3 separate regions of the Homo sapiens genome follow, and regions 1 and 3 are each linked to region 2. Evidence: chromatin loops called from intact Hi-C (ENCODE). Cell type or tissue: endothelial cell of umbilical vein. All regions are shown on one strand. Region 1 has its middle 84 kb from the start of BCHE. Region 2 has its middle 190 kb from the start of BCHE. Region 3 holds the start of BCHE (butyrylcholinesterase).

The links. Peaks named below come from ENCODE experiments on the same cell type or tissue, not always from the same donor. Only the 100,000 strongest peaks of a DNase experiment are listed, where the experiment ranks them.
Region 1: a loop joins it to region 2, with 5 times the contacts of the local background. A loop is called at or near these places in 2 of 110 quality-filtered maps.
Region 3: it touches region 2 in a loop (3-fold over the local background); 2 of 110 quality-filtered maps call a loop at or near these places.

The regions. Positions count from the first base shown.
Region 1 is chr3:165,749,860-165,757,859 of GRCh38, reverse strand. No RefSeq gene overlaps it. Among named protein-coding and RNA genes, the nearest start is that of BCHE, 84 kb to the left of the region's middle. In endothelial cell of umbilical vein, no CTCF peak of the experiment used is centred here; a DNase peak (open chromatin) is centred at 4,099.
Region 2 is chr3:165,639,746-165,647,745 of GRCh38, reverse strand. No RefSeq gene overlaps it. Among named protein-coding and RNA genes, the nearest start is that of BCHE, 190 kb to the left of the region's middle. In endothelial cell of umbilical vein, no CTCF peak of the experiment used is centred here; DNase peaks (open chromatin) are centred at 4,505 and 5,635; H3K27ac peaks cover 1,390 bases.
Region 3 is chr3:165,832,599-165,840,598 of GRCh38, reverse strand. BCHE (butyrylcholinesterase) reads left to right here and starts at 3,176. Exons shown (of 4, transcript NM_000055.4): 1 at 3,176-3,285. RefSeq lists an enhancer at 3,064-3,358. In endothelial cell of umbilical vein, no CTCF peak of the experiment used is centred here; a DNase peak (open chromatin) is centred at 3,298; H3K4me3 peaks cover 280 bases.

The sequences.
Region 1 (8,000 bases), 110 kb before region 2:
CAGTAGCATTTAAGGATTGTCTTTATTATTCATTGAAGTATTTTTTAATTAAGAGTTAAGAGGCATAGTTCTAACCCTGAGTTGGAATAAATCAATTCTTTTTTCTCTAATGTATTCAATGCCTCTTCTTTTTATTATCTTAAGATAGCATTGGTTGATGAAGGTCAAGTTGAACAAGCGGGCCCACTAAGCTAAGAGATTTTAAGATGTATACCTAAATATAAAAGTGTATTGTGAATATAATAATTTATTTCAATAGTAAAGTTAGGAAATGATGCCTTAATTTAATAATACCCTAAAATTTTCTGTCTCACACAATGTTTCTGTAAAATGTTGGTCATAGAACTCAACACAAATTTGGAAACTGGCAAAAGATGTACAGGAAAATACTGGGGTGAAAAAGGAAAATAAATGATGAACACAAAAAAACACACAGTAGAAAAAGAAGAATGGTCTAAAGGAGCAGATATAAATTGTGACCAAATATGTTGTTATTCAATAAGAAAATAATAATGCAACAAGAAGTGACATAAATCAGCAATTCAAAGCCCAGAAATAAGAATTCAGGAAAGAGGTAGTAGATTCCAGTGACAATGCATGAGTTAGCAGAACACAGGAAAGACGCAGAAGAAAAAAAATAATCTCTCAGTTGTGAAGTCAACATTAGGGGCAACACAAGTTAGAACAATCATGAATAAAAATAGAATGAAAATACAACAGGACTGAAAAGTAAACTAAATAAAATAAAAGGAAAAAAGTTTTTTTAAAAAACAGATAAAACATGTAAGAAAGATTTTTAAAGAAAATCCAATAAAATCCGCACACTAAAATCTGAAAACCGAAATTGCAGGACAAAAAAAAAATAAAATAAAGATGTAATTAAAGAAAAAAGTGTATTAAATGAAACTTTTGTTTGTAAGTTAAAAAAGAGCACTATTTCTCAACGGGAAAAAAGTGTTAGAGTAGTACATATATTTTAGAAACTCTACTAAGCTTTAAAAAACTCTACTTTATTAGAAAAAGATTAGAAAACAACCTAAGTGTCTACCAGTAAAAAAAGGAATTCAAGTTAATTTGATTTACTCATAAAATGAAGTATCATACAGCAGTTAGATGAGGTAACTCTTTATGTGCTAATATGAAAAAAAACTTCATGATTTTTCTTAAGTTAGAACAAATCAATGTACATAGTATTATATATGTATTACGATTTCTATTTAAAAAAACAATATGCATGACATATATGCTTGAAAATGAATAGATTATCTCTAGAGGCACACATTTAAAAAGTATAACATAACGACAAATACCTGTGGGTAGCGAACAGGATGGCCGTGATACAGATATAAGACTGAGAATGATTTCTCATGTTCTCGTGCCTTTTATACTTTGTAGCATGTGTATATATTACCTATTCAAAACAAATAATGAATTTTAACTTTAAAATGGCTGCCAAACCTGTTTAATTTTTCTCAGGGGAAAAATTACAATAACAACTGAATATCCATACTGTTCCTTTTGGCAGGTGTTTTTCAGCATTTTAATAGATAATGCTAAATATTTCCTTCCAACATGTTTAATGCCTTCAAATACTTGGAATAGCACTTTACTGCTAACTAATCCTGAAGGACCCACGAAGACAGAGGTACTTAAAATTATACATTTGGCAAGGGTTTCACTAAAGTTCCCCAATAATTGGTAACATTTCCAGGGAAATACGCCTCTTCCATGCTCTGTGGTACAGAACTCTGGGATCTCAACCAAGGCATTGGTTCTTTCACAAGAAAGAAAAATAATCAATAAGACCCTTAAATACAAATACAATTTATAGTCTTCAATTTACATAATGGAATGTTAACATGATAACTATGGTTTTCTTCCATCAATATCTGAATCTATATATACCCTAGGTTGTTGGAATGTAAACAAAATAAGCATGAGGACCTGCCTAAAGCCCATGTCATTTCCCCACTTCAATAAGAGGCACCAAAATTTTGGTGTCATAACCACACCCAGACAGAATTCCTTTAACCTTCATGCTACTCGCATGGATTCCTTTCTTTTTTCCATTAACATATAAGGGGAAGTAATAACAAAGAGCAAAAAAACCAGAATAACATGCCCAGTCAGGTTCTTTATCAGATTCTCAGATCTGTTTTCTGATCAAGATAGATGTATCTCTCTGTAGAATTTTCACCATAGAGGCTTCTGTATTTTTTGAATAAAGGAAGTATGACTGTTACACAAAAGATATTATATTTGCCTTTTTTTTATACAGTAAGTCTTTCTCAGTAAAGAAAGTGGTGTCTTGTTTTACATTCTGGCCCACATTTCTTATTTCCATTTCCGACTGCAGCACTCAGAAAGAGCTTACTTAGAAAGGCACTGTGATAGCATATGCCTAGAGGACATCCTTAGGTTGAGTGGTCAGGAGTCAATAACACTTAAATCTGAGATGAAGATGCCAATAATGAGACTGTCATGCAAAAATCTGAGGAAGAGCCTTCTAGGCTAGTGCAAAAACACCAAGACAAAAATAAGCTTATTGTGTTTTAAGAAAAAATTGGAATTTAGAAAAAATAGAAAATCCATAGGAGATGAAGTTGAATCATGTAGGGTCTTATAAGAGCATTAGGTCTTGTTATTTTAAGTTCAGTGGAGAGATATTGGAAGGATAATGAGCATGGTAATAACATGATCTGACATAGATTCAAAAAGATCACTGTGACTCTATGTGACAAATAGATTCTTGGGAAAGGTAGCCCTAGCAGAAACAGGGAGACCAATAAAAAGGCTATTGAAATAGTCCATATAGGAAATGACTTGGGCTGAAATAATTGTGGCTTGAAAGAGAATAGTAGTAGTTAAGTTTCAGATAAGAGAAATAAAATATACTTTGAAGGTGAAATCATCAAAATTTTTAATGTATTAAATATGGAGTGTGAAGGAAATGAGTTCTTGGGAATTGCTAAGATTTTTGGTTTGATTAACTGCATATTGTGGTGGATATTGTGGTGAGATGAGATAGGGAAGCTGAGATGGGGAATTTCAGGAAGTGGAACAAATCTGTGAGCTGAGTGTGTAATTCAAGTGTTCTGTTCTGGACATGCTTATAATTTGCATTGCTTATATTAAAATAAAACTCATACTTCTTAGGATAAATTATTAGATCTTCAATTTTGATCCAGAATCTCTCTCCAACCACCTACCTAGTTAATCCCAATAAAGATACATAAATCTTATCTTCTAAAACCAACTGCTATTTTGTTTTCCTTTGAATTACTAACATCTGCATACTTTCCTAATGAAATATTACACATCCTGTATAGTAAGCATGTATCAGTTTCTTTCTGCAGCTTTCCATGACACTTACCAGGCACAATTGCTTCTCTCTAGGAGTAGTCTTCCACTTTATCTATACATTCTAATAGAAGGTATGAAGAGTGAGTCAGTATTTAATTCATATAAAAATTTCCGGAAACTAGCTCAGCTAGTTTCATACAAGCAAACTTTTGTATGGACTAATGCTGAAAAATAGCTCACAAACAGTATTTTCAGTTCCACCACATATAAGAATAGTAACCACTCTTCCTAGATACATCTTCAAGCAGAAAGGTCAAAGGTATAGTTGGAAAACCAAAGGTATGATTTGAAAACTACTAGCAAAAATATGACTTTTCTCAAAGCAAATCTTTTATAAGTATCTTTCTATTTTTGTTGTAAAACATTTCATTTTGGTTGAAGAAGTTAAAGTACTATCTTCAACTTTTCTCAGTTCCCACTACTTTGCTAGTAGTAGATATTGTATAAAAGAACACAACTATTTCCATTCTAAATTTATATATTTGTAATTAAACCACACTGTTTTTTCTCAACTTGCAGATATGGGTCAAGAATCTAATAGTAATTCAAAAACTAAGAGGCAATGATAGCAGTGGATTTGGCTCAACTGTGGGACCTATTTCAGAGAAGGATGAGTGCCAACTAAATGAGTATGTGCTCTCCCTCTGATTCTTTTTACAACTATAGGAGTCTGCCAAAAATCTGTATATTGCTGGCAGGCAAGCAAAGCCAATCCAAGCACCTGTGTTGCAAAACTCAGCAATTGTTTGATTGCCACTACTGATCCATCTGTGAGACTGGTACTTGCCACATGTCAGATGACTCACATAAAGTGAATTGGAAGGGAAATTCCATTAGATAAGAAGGACAGCAAAATTAATATATAATTTGTTCTTTGTGATTGAAAAAAACTGATAGAAAGTGAGGATTTTACAAATATCAGAATAGATTAGTAATGGCTGTTATGTGACAAAAGGAAAACTTTTAGTTTGAAAAGAAACTAAAAAAAAATTCTATAATTTGAGGAACATAGCCTTTGCTTTCATTAATGACTTGTTACACACAATTGGATTACCAGAATCACTAGCCCAGTAAAGAGGTAAAAGAATGATGTCTTACCAAACAATCCAAAACATTAGGTGAGTTTTATTAATTTAGATTAAGTAACAAAATTTTTATTAACCGAGACTCAACAAAAATTCTTTTTGAGTCAGAACTTGTCTGAGCTGAAAATACCAATATTACATTATCAATGAAAAGCCACTTAATAAAAATATAAATGTAAAAATATTTATGAGAAAATGTTAAAACTTATTTTAAAGGCTTTTCTTGTACATTTTTGTCTGCCAATATCCTAACAATGTATAAATTAAAAATAATATACAACAGCAACTGCCACTTAGATTTGCTGAGCACGTGCCAGATGAGGTGCTACAAGTATTTTATTTTAAGCCTCTTAAAGCTGTTAAAGTTAGAAAACTGGGGCTCAGAGAAGTGACCTATCTCAGCTGTCCAACAAAATGACCTATTTAACATGTTTTAAAGTAAGTTTTCTTTCTCTTTATGTTTTTTTTCTGGCACTATTCATAGTGGTACTTATCCAATAGTACTTAATAAACATTTCAATCTCTAGGCTATGGAGACAGTACAATCCAATAATACTATATTATAAACTGCATGTGCAATATTCTACCAGCTGAGAAAATCAATAGAACACAAAATACCCATGGAATAGGTCAATGAGAAATATGAAGGATAAAAACAAATATTTGTCACAATAAAGTTCAGATGAAAAATGATAAATTTGTATGTTAAGAAGCAAAGTTTCTGGCCAAATCAATTAAATGACAAAGATAATAAATGCTTCCCATATATTTGCTTTAGTCTCTTCAACTTTTAAAAGGGCATTTATTAAAACAAATCTGTAAAAATTTATCCTAAATATCTCAGTGTAGTGAGTACACAGATAATTTATATTTCAGAATTTTGCTCCTCTGTATTTTAAAATACCTACCTATTCACAGTGAAATAAAAAAACTGAAAGGCACATTTATTACCTACTAAAACAATTATCAAGGTATACATTGAACTAGATATTTGAAGTTAAATTAATTTAAAGCAATGTAAAATACTATCATGAAACTAGTAGAATAGATTTTTCTAAATTCTCAAGTGCATAGAAATAATCACTGAGAATGCATTCTTCATGTTAAATTGTGCTGATTAAAAAGGTGTTCAGGTTTTCTAACATTTCATTAGAATAATTTTCATATAGAAATGTTGAAATAATTTTACACCAAAAATTCATATATACACTGTCAACTGTGTAATTAACATTTAATATATTTACTTTTATCAGATATAGCTTCATCTTGATGTATCTGAACATGCCTCTAGGGAACGATTTATTTTATTTTTGATGCATTTCAAAGAAATGTACAGACGTCAGTCTATGTATTTTTGAAATGAGAGAGTTCCCCTGACCCCTTCATAGGACTTGTGAACAGGGTGGCTCATTTACTCAGCCCACAGCTCTCAGCCCCTCACAGGAGGGCAAGCACGGAGGTGAAAGGGTACAGCAGCTGGGGTGAGTGCCTTTGGGCACTGGCAGGAAGGAACCCCTTGCCGGCCCTGCGGTAACATCTAGTGTTGCCTGATGCCTTGGAGGGAGTGTTATAGTGCACTCTCTTAGCTTTGCTGTCTGCGGAAGGTTAAGTGTTTAACAGCTCAGTGTGACAGCTCTCTGTATTCGGAGCTCTTGTTCAGCGTTCAGGAAGAATCAGATTGCACAAATGAATTGAAGATGGTGAATGCAGGAGATTTTATTGCTCATAAAAGTGGCTCTCACTGGGATGGAGAGCTGGAAAGGGAATGGAGCGGGAAAGTGGTCTCCCCCTGCAGTTTGGCCATCCCCCACCAAACTCTTCCCCAAATTCCTGCCGTCAAGCTGTCCCCCTGAAGTCAAGCTGCTTCTCTCTGACATCTGGCTGCTTTTTCTCTTCTCTTCTTCTCTGCCACTCCACCACTCTGCCAGTGGAGCCTGGAGTTTTTATGGGTACAGGATGGGGGAAGGGCAGGCCAAAAACAGCATTCAAGTGGGAAAACAAGAATTCATGCTCTCACTTTGGGCCTTGGTCCCAGGATTGAGGGTGTGGCCCTCGCTGGGGTCCACCCTCTTCTACCCAGTATTTCCCTGCCTCCTGTCCGTATCATTTACACATACTTCAACATGCATATTATTAACTAGAGTTCAATATTTATTTTCAGTGATTTTGTCATTGTTGTTTTTGAGGTAAACTGCACATCCAGTTAAATGCATAAATCTTTAGTGCTGCTTTCAACGAATCCTGACAAACGCATCTAGATGTTAGTTTAATATGGACTTAAGATCATCTTCTTGTTATTTTCTCAATGTCTTTCTAGTTTGGTGGATTGAGGGCTATAAATAAAAGGCATACAATCAACATTAATAAATGACATTTTATGAGCACTTTCTCAATATATATCTAGAATTCTAATATGTAAGCAAAAGAAACCAATGCAAATGGATCAAAATCTTTTCCGCCTAAGCAGCAAAGAAATTTACTAAAAATGTTTTGAGTTTACATGTTTCCATTGAAGGGCATTGAAAAGATGGTACTAGGAAGGTAGAAGAGTCAGGCTTTGACACAAGTGGAAGCCAAAACCATGGTAATAACTAGGATGATTAAACCTGGTCAGGGAAGACACAGTATAACAGATACTGAATACTGCCACAGATGCCATCATTAGCTGGAATAAGTTCATTCTGAAGCAGCTAGCTACCATGGCCCACCACCAAAATGAGTTTACTCTGTTTCTATTCATAACTCTACATTGTGATGCACAGTCCTTGGTGGATTCTCCTTATTGGTCCACCTACATTATATGTAGTATGGAAACTCTAACTGTAAGAATTTAGCAATTTTTTAACTTCTATAGTGCATGAAGGAGTTTAGCGTCCCAACAAGAACCATAAAGAAAGACATTTTCTAAATATTGAAGTGAAGTTCATATGATTAGCACCAAAAAATTACAAGTATTCAGTAAACATGCATAATTTTTTTTTCTGCTAAAGAATCCTGTAAAGTCATAACTAGGGGTTATAGAGATAAAGAGCAAAGTACTTTTCTTGTTATCACACACCACTCAGCACAATGCTTCTGACAGCAGAGTCTCCAGCAGACACCAGCTATGTGTCCTATAATTCAGTTCTGACATGGAGATATTTGTCACCTATACTTTTGACCTATCAGCTATAAATTGGAGTTCTCAAAACTATCTTCTTGAGTTTGACTGATTTGGCATGATGGCTCCCAGAACTCAGTGAAATGTTTACTAGTTTAATAAAGAAGGATATAATAAAGGCTACAGATGAATAGTCAGATGAAGAAATACATAGGGTACAGTATGAAAGGGTCCCAAACACAGGAGCTTCTGTTCCCATGTGATTGGGGTGAGTCACTCTTCTGTCATGCAGATGTCTTTGTCAACCTAGAAACTCTCTGAACACCATGTTTCAAAGATTTTTTTGAGGCTTCATCACATAGGCATGATTGATTATTAACTACTTTTCTAGTCATTCTCCCCTCTCCAGAGAATGGGGAGCTCCAAGCTTCTCATCATGGCTTGGTCTTTCT
Region 2 (8,000 bases):
ACGGATGAGACAAAGCTGTGGTTCTTGGATATTAGCAATTTCACCAATGACTCAAAAAATAAAAATAAATAAAACCTATATTCTAGCACATTATAAACAAAAACCCACTTTTTTTGAAGCTCGTATAGGTTTCAGGCATGGTCATATTATATTTATCATTGAAGCACACTAAAATAGCACTAAAATAGCAATAGTGTCATCAGGAGTAAATTTTATAGGTTTGAATTTAAAAATAATTCTTTCAGTAGCTAAAAATTACAGCAATACTGTTGGACATACATTTTACTGCTACAACATACAGTAACTGCTATAGAAGCAATAAAAATTGCTGTATTAATGTTGAGTATAAAAAGTTAATGTGAAAAAACAAGTCTGGCAGTCAAGTTGCAATGAATCAGAATTATTTTCAACTGATGATCTGAAATGTACAAGGCAAAGCATTATGGATTATTCTGTTATAGATGGTAGTGAAAACTCAAGATAGGAAAGAGTGGAATAAAGCAAAATGCACAGTGAGAAGCTGGCAACAGGAACCTAGGGAACCCATTTAAGGAGGGGCCAGCAATGTAAAAGCAGTGACAGAGACTGAAAATACACCTAAAAGTTAGAAGGAATACCCAGACAGTATAGCAGAGACAGTTGATGTACAATTATATACATACAAGTGATTTCTCTTCTCAGTTCTGTTTTCCATCCAATAATTATCTCTCCTTCCTGTGAAGCCCTGTGTCTTCAGGAGAATCTATCTCAAGCACAATTCTCAGGTGTGGGCATTGATTCTAACCAGTCATTCCCTTCCTTGACTAGCATCAGGATCACTCGGAACTTAGGAAAAAAAAAAAGAAAAAAAGCAATTCTCAGGGCCCATTCCAAAGGTTATGTTTTAGTTAGTAAGTAGAAACACAGAACATACTCTATTTTTAATCCCTGTCCTGCAAGAAGCTCTTAAGAAAACAATTTGATACATAGAAGCAACTAAGTTCATTAGAATGCCTGAGTTTGAAAGCGAAACACAGGATTTTTAAAAATTTCTCTAGGTGAATCTAAAATACAGAAAGGGTTAGAGCAACTTTTCTAAAGTAGAATTCTATACCCCTTTAAAAGGATCAATTAAAAAATATATATATATGGCCCAAATTAGCCAAAAAACAACAAAGAGAAATTGCTGATAGCTGGAAAAAAAAAAGTTATGTTTCAGGAGAAATATTTTCTGGAATCAGACTGTCCAATATGGTAGCTACTGGTCACATGTGGCTATTGGGTACTTGAAATGTAGCTAGCAAAGCTACTAAATAAAATTGTATTTAATTTAATAATTTAATTTGATAGAATAAAATTTTCTTAAATTTTATTTAATTTTATTAATCATAATTAAATTTAAAAACTGATACTCAATTTCATTATTGGAAAACTTTTAAATATATTTGAAAAAACTTTGAAATAGAATCCACTTTTTCATCTACATATATTTCAAAATATGCACTTTCATATGTATATTTAGCATGACAAAGGGAATGCACAATATCTCAATAATTTGATTATGTAGATTATGGGTGGGAATAAGTGTTTTGATTATGTTGGGTTAAATAAAATATATTATTGAAATTAATTTTATCAGGTTCTATTTACTTTTTTATGCATGTTTTCTAAAAAATTTTAAATTATATTTGTGACTCCCATTATACTTCTGCTGGACAGCACTGGCTAGATATAAGTGACTGCAAGGCATGTGGCTGTCATAGTTATCTTACCACCAGCATGAGGTTGCAATCACAGAGTATGGTAAAGTCAAGCTAAGTGCAGAGAAATTGAACAAGAGCCCTGGTGGAAATTCACTGATTTTACCAGGCTGCCAGACATTTTCAGTTATTTCTCCAGCCTTCCTGTATTAGTTAGCTGTTGCTGCTTCAAAATTTACCCCCAAACTTCGTGGTCTAAAACAATAGACACTCATTATTTTATTGTTTCTGTGGAGTGGGAATCTAAACATTCCTTGGCTAGGCACTGCTACCTCAAGGTCTCTTACAAGGCTGCAACCAAGGTGTCAGCCAGGCCTGTGGTCTCATCTGATGGCTGGGCTAGGGGAGGATCTGCTTCCAGGCTTACTCATGTGGTTGCTACTAGGATTCATTTCCTTGTAGGCTATTGGATAAGAGCTTTAGTTCCTCACTAGTTGAGGAATTAGCCTCTGGCCTCTTCAGTTCTTTGCCGTATAGGCCACTGCATAGATCAGCTCACAACATACCAGCTGGTTTCCTCAGAGCAAGCGAGAGAGCAGGGTAGGAAACTCAAGATGGAAGCCACCATCTCTTTATAACCTAATCCCTGAAATGATATCCCATAAGGTTTGTCATTAAATCCATTAAAAGTGAGTCATTAGGTCCAGTCCAAACTTGAAAGGAGTTATTACATAGGGGAATGAATATTAGAAGGCAAGAATTCTCAGAACCATTTTGGAGCCTGCCTATCAGTTTTTCATGCACTTCATCTCCAGCCTTAGAGGTGATTACTATCCTGAAAGTGGAAAATAATATTTATAGGCAAGTTTTCCTGCTTTTACCTCAGATTAGTGAATTCATAAATAACATTCATTGTTTTGATTTTTAAAAGTTGTATATATATATATATAACTTTATACATATGTATTTACAACTTATTTCTTATTTTCCTCCCTCAAAATTATGTGCATAAGTTATATCTATGTTGTATTTGATGTTGATACTGGATAATGTAGTTTATATATATACTGGATAATGTATATATATAAGTTTATATAAGGTACATTATATAATGTACCTGCTATATAATATTTTATTCAATGAATATGCCAGTTTATGCAGTAAATATTAAGAAATAGTTACCCCCATATTTATTCTATTACACAAAGTGCTACAATAGACAGTGTTCTAAATCGTCTCTGTGCATGTATGAGAGTCTCCCTTGACCCAAGATTACTGGGATATAAAGTCTACACAACTTCAAATTTATTAGATATTGCACAATTGCTTTCCAAAATGTTAAACTAATTTATCAACTCACCTGCAAAGTTACAAGTTTTTGTTTCTCTAGCACATGATTTTTAAAAACAATTTATTATATTTAACTACATTTTTCATTCTGTTGGCTATAAAATCATACGGTTTTAATTTGTGTTTCCCTGATTACTCAAGAGGTTGTGGATATTAAACTCACTTCTACATGCAAATTTTGGCAGAGTTTTTTCTCTGAGGCTTGTTTAAATGCTTCATCTCTTTTCTCATCAGCTCCTTATGATTTCTTTGTTGTTTTTTTTCTTAATCATTGGAGCTTTCTATTATTCTTGTTACAAACCCTTTTATCCAACATATGGGTGAAAAAAATTTCTTTCCAGTATACAATTGGTTTTTATTTTTTATGTTTTGTGTCTTAATTAATACAAAGTCTTAAATATTAATGTGCTAAACTTATGGTAGTATCTCCTTTATGGTTTACATTTATTATATCTTGTTTAAGGAAATATTCCTATCCAAAATGTACTAAAATATTCTTTTACTTTCCTCTTCTTAATAAATTATCCACTTGGATAATATCCACTTCTGTTTGCATTAGCATTTCTAGGAATGTGTTGGCAGGAGAATTTTCAGATTTACCTTTATCTTTTTGCCTGAACCAGAGACAACCCATGTTAACTTTTAAACCAGCCTGTGATTTTTCAATTACATAAAATCTAAAGCATACTTAATTAAATAATAGAAAAAAAGCAAATAATTTAATAAAGAATATGGTATTCAACAATTTAAAGTGTAAAGGAAAGCTCAAGAAACACTGTATTTTGTGACCTTGGTGATAACAGGTTTAGGGAGTAGTTTGTATGGAAACCAGACATCCATGAGTTGAAAACTATACCAATCTCACTAGGACAATTCTCTGAATATTTTCACCTCTCAATCTTGAGAGACTGAGATTATTCTGTACTACTCATCTGACCACAGTGGGGCCAGGAAATATAATGTAGGATATAATGTAGAATTATACTTCCTGGTTCCACTGTGGTCAGATGAGGTCATATGACTGCTTTTAGCTAATGAGTTATGAGAGTAAATTACATGTGCTGAATATTTTCTTGTAACTCTAGCGCTTTCTCCCTCTGCCAGAGCCACAAGCACATTTTATGGTGTGCTCCTTCGCCAGAATGAGTCCAGGAGTGAGGAGACTGGCAGAAGCAAAAAATGAACCTTTCTCATTGCAAGCCATTGAGATTTTGGAATTTATCACCACAGCATAACCTAGCCTGGTCTGATAACATATAAATTGATACAAATGAAGTGTAAATTCATGTCCATTAGTAGAAGGATGGGCTAGATTATGCTGTAGTAACAAACCATCTGATAATTTAGCATCTTTTAAAAGGAAAGCGTCATTTTTATCCTCATGCACGTGTCCATTATAACTTAACTGTGGGCTTTGCTTCATACTTTTCTCACTCTAGGCCTCTGGCCAAAGGAGCAGTCACTGTTTGGAATATTGCCAGTTGCCAGGGTAGAGGAAAATAGTAAGTGATGAATCATACATAAGCTGAGCTCCTTAAGCCTGGTATGACACATATTAATTCCACACATTTTTTTGTTTTGTTTTGTTTTAGTTTGGGTTCCCCAGCTGACAGTTTATGTGAAAGTGATATCAGTAGTAAGTGTTATGCAGCTAAAACATGTACGAAATTGGAGAAATGGAACTAAAAAGAAAGAAAGCCAAGTAGGGTTGCACTATCAAGCAGAGTTCCCTGAAGAGTACTTCCGGCTCCATCATCAGGTCATCAGGGCCACTCAGGAGACTGGGGAAGTCAAACCTGAAAGTTGTCCTGACCACAGGGCACAGAAGGCACAGAACCTGCATTATTCTACCCCATCATTTGTCAGTTAATTTTTAAGATTTTTTATGTGGTGATGTAAAATGCTCAGCTTTTAAAATTTTGGTGGCCCAGTAAGAGACACAGTCTATATTTTGGCAGAGAAAAACATGTGAGCCTTTGTACGCTAAAATAGCAAATGGATCACGGGGTGAGGCGGTGGGTACACTGACAGCTCTGATATGTGTTTCTATGGCTGGGCACAATATACTTAGGTTTAATGAGGCAAGCTAGTACCATATTAGCAGAAGGAGGGAGAAGTCACAATAATTAGTGAATGGCAGTAATGACAACTACAACAAAATGGACAGTTGAATAGAAATAATAGAAGCGTTCTTAGAAAAAATTATTTGACAACTAGCTGCTTCCAAGAAGGAGCAGAGGCAAGAAGGGAAGAAGAGGGGGGATAAAAGCAGAAGAAAGACAAAATATGAGAAAGCAGAGGTTGAAGGAGGGTTTTTTTTTTAAAAAAAAAAAACACTAAAAGTCCTCCGGAATTTGTAAATGCTGTTATAAAGTTTTAAAATGTCAATATGGGAGATGAGTTTGAAGATGTAGGTAAGAAGAGGTAATATATGAGAAAAAGTATTTCAGGAAACACAAGAAAATGAAATCAATTGTGTTGATGAAAATTTTATTTTCACAACATGGACAGAAACCATTTACTTAAGTAAGAAAAACAAAGAGTAGTAAGACTAATTGGGCATGAAAATAAAACTACAGGCATCAGGCCAGGGAAGTAAGGATTAGCTCAAGTGCTGTCATCCCTTTATGTTTCTGAAATAAAATCACCAACTCATTTCCTGAATGGGTGGAAAGAGGAAACCTGGGAGTAAAGGTGAGTTTGGGGTGAACGCTGAGGGGAATGTATAAAGTGTATAATAACAGTGAAAGCCAAATGAGGACCCAGATCATAAGTTTAGGGTGAAATCGACACACAGGTCTCCTCTATACATTGAACAGATCTGGTTCTGTTGTGGAGAAGGGTGTTGCAGGGTGGTGGTAAAACATAGCAATACAGAAACGAAATTCATATTTTGGCCAGAGAGTGATTAAATTGAGTTATTTTATGACATCATCTTGTAAGAAAATGAAGGAAGCCGGAGAGATCTGAAAGATAAGAAAATGAAGGAAGCCAGGAGAGATCTGAAAGATAAATAAAGTATAGAGAGTTGGGGGCTTGATATGAACAAAGATCAGCCAGAATAGAGCTAATGGAATAAAAGGCCTGCAAGGAAAGAAATTGTGTACATGTACACGGTTGAGCTCCTGAATTTCAGGGATTCTGCTGTTTAGAATGATAAGAAGATTTAGTGTATGGTATGAAATTATGTTAGAGAAATTTTGAGGTTAAGGTGTGGTGTTGGGCACTTCATTCACATGTACAATTTGGTTTAGATGATAAGGTGACCAAGAGATAAAATATAATGTAGTTGTAATTTTGGAGCACAATATTCTATAGCACAAAATGCAGTTTGTTGTTGAAACACCGCAGTTAGAACGCTGATCTCTAAAACAATGTCTAAAATTATAAATTGTGATTAATACTATCTCTCTTCCTTACTTAGCTAGTTATTATGACTAATCATATTCATTATCTTGATAATTAGACATCATAATGAATGTGAACTCTTATGTAATGTGCAAAGTGCTGGGCAAATAGTGTGTTGCCCAACTACATTGTGTACTTAAAATCTTACATAATGGCAAGCATAATGCAGCACATCAGAGCTGCCTAATGTGTGGTAAATTGAATTGAACCAATATTTGAAAATGCCAGATATCTTTACCCTTCCTTAAATGCAGTGTGATTAGGGAAAAAAGAGGTAGCTGGCCTCAGATCATACAGTATTGATCAATGTTCTCCTTAGATAAACAAGTATAATTTGAGGTAAGTTACTATCTGTCTTTGTCTAGGAAATACAATTGAATAGTCAGCAGGAAAACCAAACTGCAACTCCATTTAAGTAATAAGACACAGCAGGAAATGATATTGTTACATTAAACACCCTGAAGTGAGTTAATGTGATTATAATGCGGATTCTTTAAACAAACCAATTATAATATGCACAGGTAATAAATTATTATCACTATTAGTATGTGAAGCTAATTCTTTCATTTTCTATATTTCTTATATATGCACATTTAAAAATACTTCTTAAAACATGAATATTTGTATTTTACTGTTCGTAGTTCATCCCACCAGACAGGCTTTACTCTTCATTCAAGTATTATTTCTTTCATTCACTTATATGAAAATACTTACCAATAAGGCTATATGTGGAATTTAAATATAATACATTCCTATACATGTAGTGCATGTGTGTGTTTTAATTATTTTGTTAAAAGAAGTCACATTACAACTACATTAACTCATGGGGAAGGAAGGATTCTAATATGACAATAGTAGAACTTGCTATGTCTTATTATTTGAAAGAAGATGGCCTCAAGGAGTTTGTAAAACTCAGAACAATAACTAAATGTCAGGAAAAACATGTTTCAAGCATCACAGAGAGATAAAACTGGAGTATACACATGGAGATTTAGAGAGTAACAAATAATATTTCCTTGGAAGAATGCAGGAAAGTTTCCTAGAGAAGATACTATCTTAAAAGAATTTTGAGGGATCAGCAAAATTTCTACAATCAGAAATTAGAAGAGTTGTCAAGAGAAGATTATACAGTTAAGCTCGTCCTGAATAAGTTTGGAAAGTAATAAGCATCCTGTTTAAAATTATTTTTTAATTAAAAATAAAATGGAAATATTCTCACAGAGTCTTTTCATGAATCAATGCATATATAATTTTCAATCAATTGTTCAAAAAATATTCACTAAGCATTGATCCTGTTCCATGCAAATGGAGAGAGCTCAAGGTAGCTTAGTGTACTAGTGCTGAAAAAAGAAAAAAAAATCAGATTTGTAATCTATATAGAATTAATACTGACATTTTTTGCTAATGGACTAAAAGAGTATAAGTGAAATTAAGAATAACTACAAGGTTTTGATTTCACCAACTGAATGGATGGTGCTGCCAGTTACTGAGAAGGAGGATTGAGATCAAGAATTTGTAGACCTGTTAGTCCAAGATACCTGCGACCCATTTCTTATATAAAAT
Region 3 (8,000 bases), 190 kb before region 2:
TTGGGAGGCCGAGGTTGGTGGAGCACCTGAGGTCAGGAATTCGAGACCAGCCTGGCCAACATAGTGAAATCCTGTGTCTACTAAAAATACAAAAATTAGCCAGATTTGGTGGTGGGTGCCTGTAATCCCAGCTACTCAGGAGGCTGAGGCAGGAAAATTGCTTGAACCCAGGAGGCAGAGGTTGCAGTGAGCCGAGATCCTGCCACTGCACTCCAGCCTGGGCGACAGAGTGAGACTCCATCTCAGGAAAAAAAAAAAAAAATCTATCTATCTATCTATCTATCTATCTATCTATCTATCTATCTATCTATCTATACTTATATATACTTTTCTTTGTTATCCATATTCATTTCAGAGAATGCAGTGCTATTGTAAAAAAAATGAATAAAATTAATATAAGTTTAGAGCACTTTTTTGGCATCAGTATGCCTAAGGAAAACTAATGTATAATACAGGATTAATGTTTTTCACACCATCTCAAATCTTACTGAATGCTGCTATCTAGAAAACAGTGGTAACTGAGTTACAATGGGACCTTAAAAGCAAAAAACCACTGTGACTGGCTAACTGAAAGTGATCATAGAGCCAAAACCATAATGATTGTCCTGCCCAAGCTTCAGCATATATGGTTGCAAAATGTGCGCAGTGTTAATGCCGTGTCAAGTGTCTTGTGGTATTTCATCAGTGTCGCTTACAAGGCATACTCAACATTTAACAGCAGGATCATTAACCATCCATGCTGTGATGTAATGGAATAGTGCTTCCCTACTAACCCTGAAACAAGCTCACTGTGTGTGACCTACATCCTTCCGCTGGATGAGTGTGAGAAAATGATGACACCACAGAAGCAAAGCAGCTGCTGTAAGTTGAGCCACAAGGAAGAAACTCTCAAGACAGGAAGAATAAATGCTTTAGAGGTGCACTAAAATAATGAATGAACTAATGTGGCATAGCTGTGAAATCATGCGAGGAAAAGAACTACAGGGACAGTAACAGAAGGTGGTTCTTTGAAGTAAAGACATTGAGAAGAAGAAAAATTGCCAACTTGTGTAATCAGTTGATGTTGCTAGTTAGCCAGTTTAAACATGCGTTAAAGATAAAGATCTGCTTGAAACCAATTATTTTATTGTTTGGCTTCCTGTTTAAAGATGAAAATGAAATATGTGTATATATGTGACATATTTTACCTAGCAGTGAGTAGATGCAGGAAGCATGTAAAATGCTTTGCTGAATTCACTAACGTCACAAAATATTCCTTAATAATTGCCGCGTTTGATAGGCTGACCTTATGCTAGCACAGGAAACAATGCAGTGGACTTGGGTTGGAGAGAAGAATTTTGACATTTGGATTTTTAAAAATCATGTATATTGAACCCATGAACTCTCATGTGGAACATCAGATTTACTATATTTTAAACAGAAATGCCATCACTATAAAAACCATTGCAAATTTGTCAATATACTTCCATTTAAAAAGCCTTTTCCTGCTTTTATTGATTTATTGATTAATTTTTTTTTGAGACAGGATCTCACTCTGTCACCCACGATGAAGTGCAGTGGCACAATCGTGGCTTGCAGCCTCGACCTCCTAGGCTCAGGTGATACTCTTACCTCAGCTACCTCCCAAGTAACTGGGAATGTAGGCTTGCACCACCATGTCTGACCCATTTTCTTGCAGAAATTGAGTTTTGCTATGTTGTCCAGACTTGTCTTGAACTCCCAGACTGAAGCAATCCGCCCACTTAGGCCTCCTAAAATGTTGGGATTACAGTCATGAACCACTGTGCTCCACCTCCTTTTTCTCCTTTTCAGATAGATTATGTATTCTGTACCTTTTGTGTAACTAACTTGTTATTACATAAACTATATTCTAAATACATTATAAATTATTGTGATCATGATATTTATCATTGAATTAACACTGCCTAAGTAGCAATTTTCACAGAAAAGATAATTTTAAAAGACCAAAATGGTTATTCTCTTGGAAGCAGTTGACATAAAATAACAGAATAATACAGATTAAAATTCTGTTTTCCAACAGCTACTAGTGGTAAGAAATATAGTAAGCTTCTGATTTGTAGAAACCTTAGCTTTCTCATCTGATGAGGTGGTTAATAATATTAACTCTCATATTTGCTGAAATAATATAAAATATTTAATATAAATTGTCAATTATAATGACTGGCATAAGGTAGAATTACAACAAATGCTAATTATATTTGCTTGTTTGAAAATTTAACACTCTATTAAAAGGCAAAAAAGTGCTCACCTGCAAATATTAATACATGCCTTCTGTTTAGTCCATAGAAAGCCCACAAGTAAGAGATTCAAAAGTGAAAGCTATCACTTACAGAAGATTAAGAATATATTGCATTGAGAAGATAGGGATTAAGGAGTTTATCAAAGGTTTTTTAAAAAATTATTTTCCTGAACATCATTTCAAGAAAGATAAGCGCCAAAGACATAAATATATTCTCCAGAGCATGTGCACTGCAAGTTGACAAATGTGTCTCTTTTATAGAGTTTGGTGAAGGTTATTCATTTTATTTTTCCTGTCTTGACCAGAAAATTGTGGCTTCTCATCATGTATGACTGCCTGCAGGGTCTTCTGAATAGGAAATTACCAATGCTGAAATTTGTATGACTTAAATAAGTGTTGAAGTGTGGGGGTTGAAAGGAGATACATATCAGAGACATCCATTCAGTTAATAGAACTAAGTTTTTGATTTGCATAGCTTATATCTAGAGCATTGTGTTTCTTATTTTCTATATTACTATCTTCTCTAACTATATAATTAGCACAGATTGAAGCTATAATGGATTTCAATAATAGCACTACTTTAGAATGATGTATACGTCTTTAAATCTTAAGACAAGCATAGGAAATATGTATATTCTTAAAAAAAGGAAAATTTTTTTAAAGTTTAGAGTTAAAAGAAACATGCATTTTCTGTTACATTTCAGATTATTTTAGTTAAAGAATCTTCTATGCTTTTTTTCTTCATTCTTAGAAGACTACCTGCAATTGTAAAGCATGAATCCTGTAATACTTCTGTAAATGAATCACTATTGCATTTATACCATTAGCCTCTGAACAGATTTCAAGTTGCTGCTGCCAACTCTCGCGAGCTTTGTCAGTAACAGTTGATTGTTACATTCAGTAACACTGAATGTCAGTGCAGTCCAATTTACAGGCTGGAGCAGCAGCTGCATCCTGCATTTCCCCGAAGTATTACATGATTTTCACTCCTTGCAAACTTTGCCATCTTTGTTGCAGAGAATCGGGTAAGTTGCTCTGAATTTACACCTTCGTGTAGAGATCCAAGTTACTGTAAAGCTCATTCTGTGGGATGAGAGTGATCTCTTCATGTGTTTGTTGTGTCCCTTTGGTGCTCTGTGGGGAACAGTTACTGAAGCTTGCAAATGGGACAGAGGAAGTGAGCCAGCAGGCACATGCATCAAATCTTCCTATTATTCAGGGAACGCAGACTTTGTTTATTTAACTGCTGAGAAAATAATGAATTTATTCAACTCTGTATAAAGGACCATAGCACGTGTGGAATCACTGTGATATATATTCTTAGTGAGTTTCCTAAGAAAAAACATTTCATACTGGCTTACCCTTAAATGCATTGTTTATTGAATCTCTCTGTAAAAGTAATCTTTGATTAGTCTTCCTTTTTTTTTCTTTTTAAATGGGATAAAGTTAGTAGTTAACTTACTTTTTCCTGAACAAAATACTTTTCTCAATCAACATTTTGTCACCTAAAACTTTAACAGTAACAACTGGCAAATGAGAGGTCTGTTTATTTTATGTAAATAAAAACAAAACCTGTTTTCTAATTTGATTTACAGTGATTTATGAGCGTGTCCCCTTTGCCCTTTGTGTTCACTTTTTATATGTTTGTTTAAATTGTAGCAAAATATTTTACATTTGCTATTATTTTACTATTATAGAAATAGTAAGCAAATGTACTTTCTGCTCATCCTATAATCTTGTAAAACTATTATTTTGATAACATCAGTTCCACTTTAACCAGGGAATTAAATATTAAGGATTATAAAATCTATGAATGACTAAAAGTAAACTGAAATGTGATTTCATTGTTTATGATTTCTATTTATTATATATTTTTATTTTATGAGTATGTCTTCTACATTTTTATGAATATATTTCATGATAATAAACTCAATTAGGAGCTCCTGTCACTAGTCTGTGTAATGCCTTCCTTAATATAAACTATCTCATAGTTACAATAAATACAATGACAGTTTACTTATATAAGTAGTTACTTTGTTTAAGGATAAGCGTGAGCTTTTAAAGTGTGACTTTAACATTTGAATAAAAATCTTCAGAATTTTCTCTGGATATAAAATAAAGTAGTCTTTTGGATGCCAAATAAATTTCTAATTGGGTTATCAAAGTTCTGTTTTGTTCTCCTAATTTTTTGTTGTTGTTGTTTGTTTGTATTGTCCTAGTTTTTTAATTGTAAAAATATGTTTGGGATGTATTCCATATTTCATTTTTATAAAACATAAGCTACTAATAGCTAAACAAGTCACATCTTATCTATAAATTTGGTTCCTTCTTCGAGTCATTTCTTGATAAGTATAATATATATTTACATTGAATATTATCTTCATTTCGATGGTTTCTTGCCAGCATCTGCTCATTCTTACCAAAATTAGACGGTCCCAGATGTTAAGAGAATTGTAATTGAATAGATAGCAACCTAAGAGGAGATTTAATTTTCAGAGAAGACTCAAGAAATCTCTCTAATAAATGTTCAAATTATTCACACAATGAAGTTTGCAAATGTTCTTCCTAATTGAGGACAGATAAAACATCTTAAGTTTCTTATATCTAATGTAGTGTCTTCTATATGTATACATGCCTAAAGCATAGCTGAAGAATCCCTGAAAGACAGTGATGTAGTCTATTTATAATCAGACTTCCTCAATTCCCCACTTCACTTAGTCTGCAACAAAACAAGCTTTTTAAGTTTGATATAAAGACGTCGTTGTTCCAATTTCTTCAAATACATTTAAGAGAGCTTGTTCTAGATCATATTAATATTATCTAGATGGCTCTTTCTCTACCATTTTAAGAGGGTTTATTTCCAAGTAGAAATAAATATTTATTTAATTGTAACTTTTTAAAAGATAGGGAAATTATACACAGGGAAAATATTTTGAATATTTGCTTGAACATCTTTTAAAAATTCTTGGCTTGTCCCTTATTTTGAAAATCTGGTTGATATTCAAGTATCCCAAAAAATAGCTCTTTATACAAATTATTTTATCACACTCACATCTTATAGTATAACATTTAGTATTTTTTGTTAAAATCAGCTAGGGAATATTAATAGTACTTTCAAAATTGAATTAAAAATACAAAAAAAGATTTGTCACCTTTTTTATTTGAAAGTTATTGTTATAACAGTTTAGCATTTTCAAAAATTGCCAGTAAATTTTCTTAATTCCAAACAAAAACTCAGTTCCTCAAAAACTCAAATTCCTCAAAAACTCAATTCCTCAAAAACTAGAATGGTCTGAATTCCAAACAAAAACTCCTGTCTTTATTTCCAATATTAAATACTATTTTGATAAGCAAATTGATCTAAATTCAGATACACAGCTGTATTTGTGAAAATGTGCCCCATTTTTATGATAATGTTTATGCTACTATGTTCTCTCAGAATCATGTGAGACAGTATCCAATTGCACCAGAATTTATTAAAAGAAAAACGATCAAACCTGCACGTTGTGCACATGTACCCTAAAACTTAAAGTATAATAATAATAAAATTAAAAAAAAGAAAAACGATAATGTTTTGTTGAATATCCTAATCATTAATAAAAATTTTGAGATATAGACTCAATATTTTTATTCTATTTTCATTTATTTCTCTTTCGATTGCTCAATTACATGATAAACATATCAAAATTTTTAAAGTCTTTTAATGGCAAAACTACAGAGTAGCATGTTAGAATAGATAATACCAGATTATAAAAAGGGCAAAGTGATGCTTATTTAAAAAATAAAGTACTGCAATTAAATATAAAAACATTAGCCTACAATACACTAACAGTATATGAACATCTGCATATTTTTATATTAAAGTACACATTAAATAATATGTCATATGACACTCTGCAACAATACATATGAGTTAGCATTATATTGTCATTTTTGCAATGAATGCATGCTTACAAGAATTGCTTTGATTGTTACCAATTACATTATTTGCAAGTTGATAACTCAGATATCATTATCGAAAAATTAAAGATTTTAATTCATACCATATTATTATATAACAAGACCTACTCAGCATAAAATATAAATATCAACATATAATAAATTTTGTATTAAATCAAGTTAAGTGACATGGGAAGATATTACAACCATTTAGATGTTATAGCAACTGTTTAACATAAACAATGAAACATCACATTTCATAATTACACAAAACACAAATACAGTTTTGTAGCAACTATAGTACTTGCTTTGCAATAATATAAACTGTTTGTAGAACAAGTTTGAAAACTATCAGAGACCAAAATTTATTTCAATTTGGTGTTTGGTTTCTAAAGACAAACTAATATTCAAATAAAATCAAGGAAAAAATAGATGGCTTTTGCATTAGACTTAGAAGAACATTGACTGAGCTAGGCAAGAGGGAGAATGGGTACAACCAGGGATGATGCAATTAATTTATTAAATTGCAGCTTAGAACGAACCGCCCAATCAGCTTTGCACCTTATTCACTTTTTCTTCCCAGAGGATGTTTTCAAAACAGAAAATAAAAAAAATCATACTAGCACTTTGTTTTTCTCCAGATGCTCTCCTGCATTTATTAAAGAGAAAAGGATTAGCGGTTATCAGAAAGAAAAAAGAACTGAAGCAGTAGAGTGCCTCTAAAACTTTGATTATGTCTGAAATGTTATTAGTGTCAGGTAACAGGAAACTTTAAGTCATTGTTATATTTTACTTATTTATTTACTGTGATTTATGATACAGTCATACAATACATAATGATGCTTCAATCAATAATGGTGGTCTTATACAATTATAATATAGTATTTTCACTGTACCTTTTCTCTGTTTACATACACATACAGTTACCATTTTCTAACAATTGCCTACAGTATTCAGGAACATGTTATACAGATTTGTAGCCTAGATGCAACAGCCTATACCATATAGCCTAAAGGTGTGGTAGGCTATGGCATCTAAGTTTGCGTGAGTACACTTATAATGTGTGCACAATGATTAGATCGCCTAACAATGCATTTCTTAGAATGTATCCCTGTCAATAAATGGCATATGACAAGGATACATTATATAATAGTACCTAAATTATATATAATAGTACCTAAATATCATGAATGTAGAAATGCTGCTAAAAATATATTTTAATTATGTTTTATTGATCTTAGCACACATCTAATTGTACCAAACAGAACTGAAAAAATAATAATCTTGTGGCTTGATTTTTTTAAAACCTTATTATTATAGCAGTCATTTTATATGTAAATATATATGCATATACATATGAATATTGTTAGAATTAGATATAGAAATAGATATATCCATTAAGTATCAAGCCCTGAACCAAATGCTCCAGACCATGGATTAATAAATTGAGATATTTATTGGGATAAAAAATACTTGTAGGTCACTAGATATCCTATGACCATTGGTGAATTAGGCTGATTTGAAATATGATACCCTACGTCTGGGACATAGGCATTAGAATAGTTATTTATTCTCTTTCTTTGAGAAAATCTAAATTAAATAAACAAAGACAAAACTAATACAAATGCTTAGTATTTGTAGGATTCGTTTATTGGTTGTGTAGGTTGGATTTCAGCAACCTAATTACAGCATGAGAAAAAATAAAGGGAAGGCTTTGTACATTAATGGATCTTTGTTATTATTATGTGAATGAGAATCAGTATTTGTAATTGACTATTTTAGTTATATAAACACATTAGTT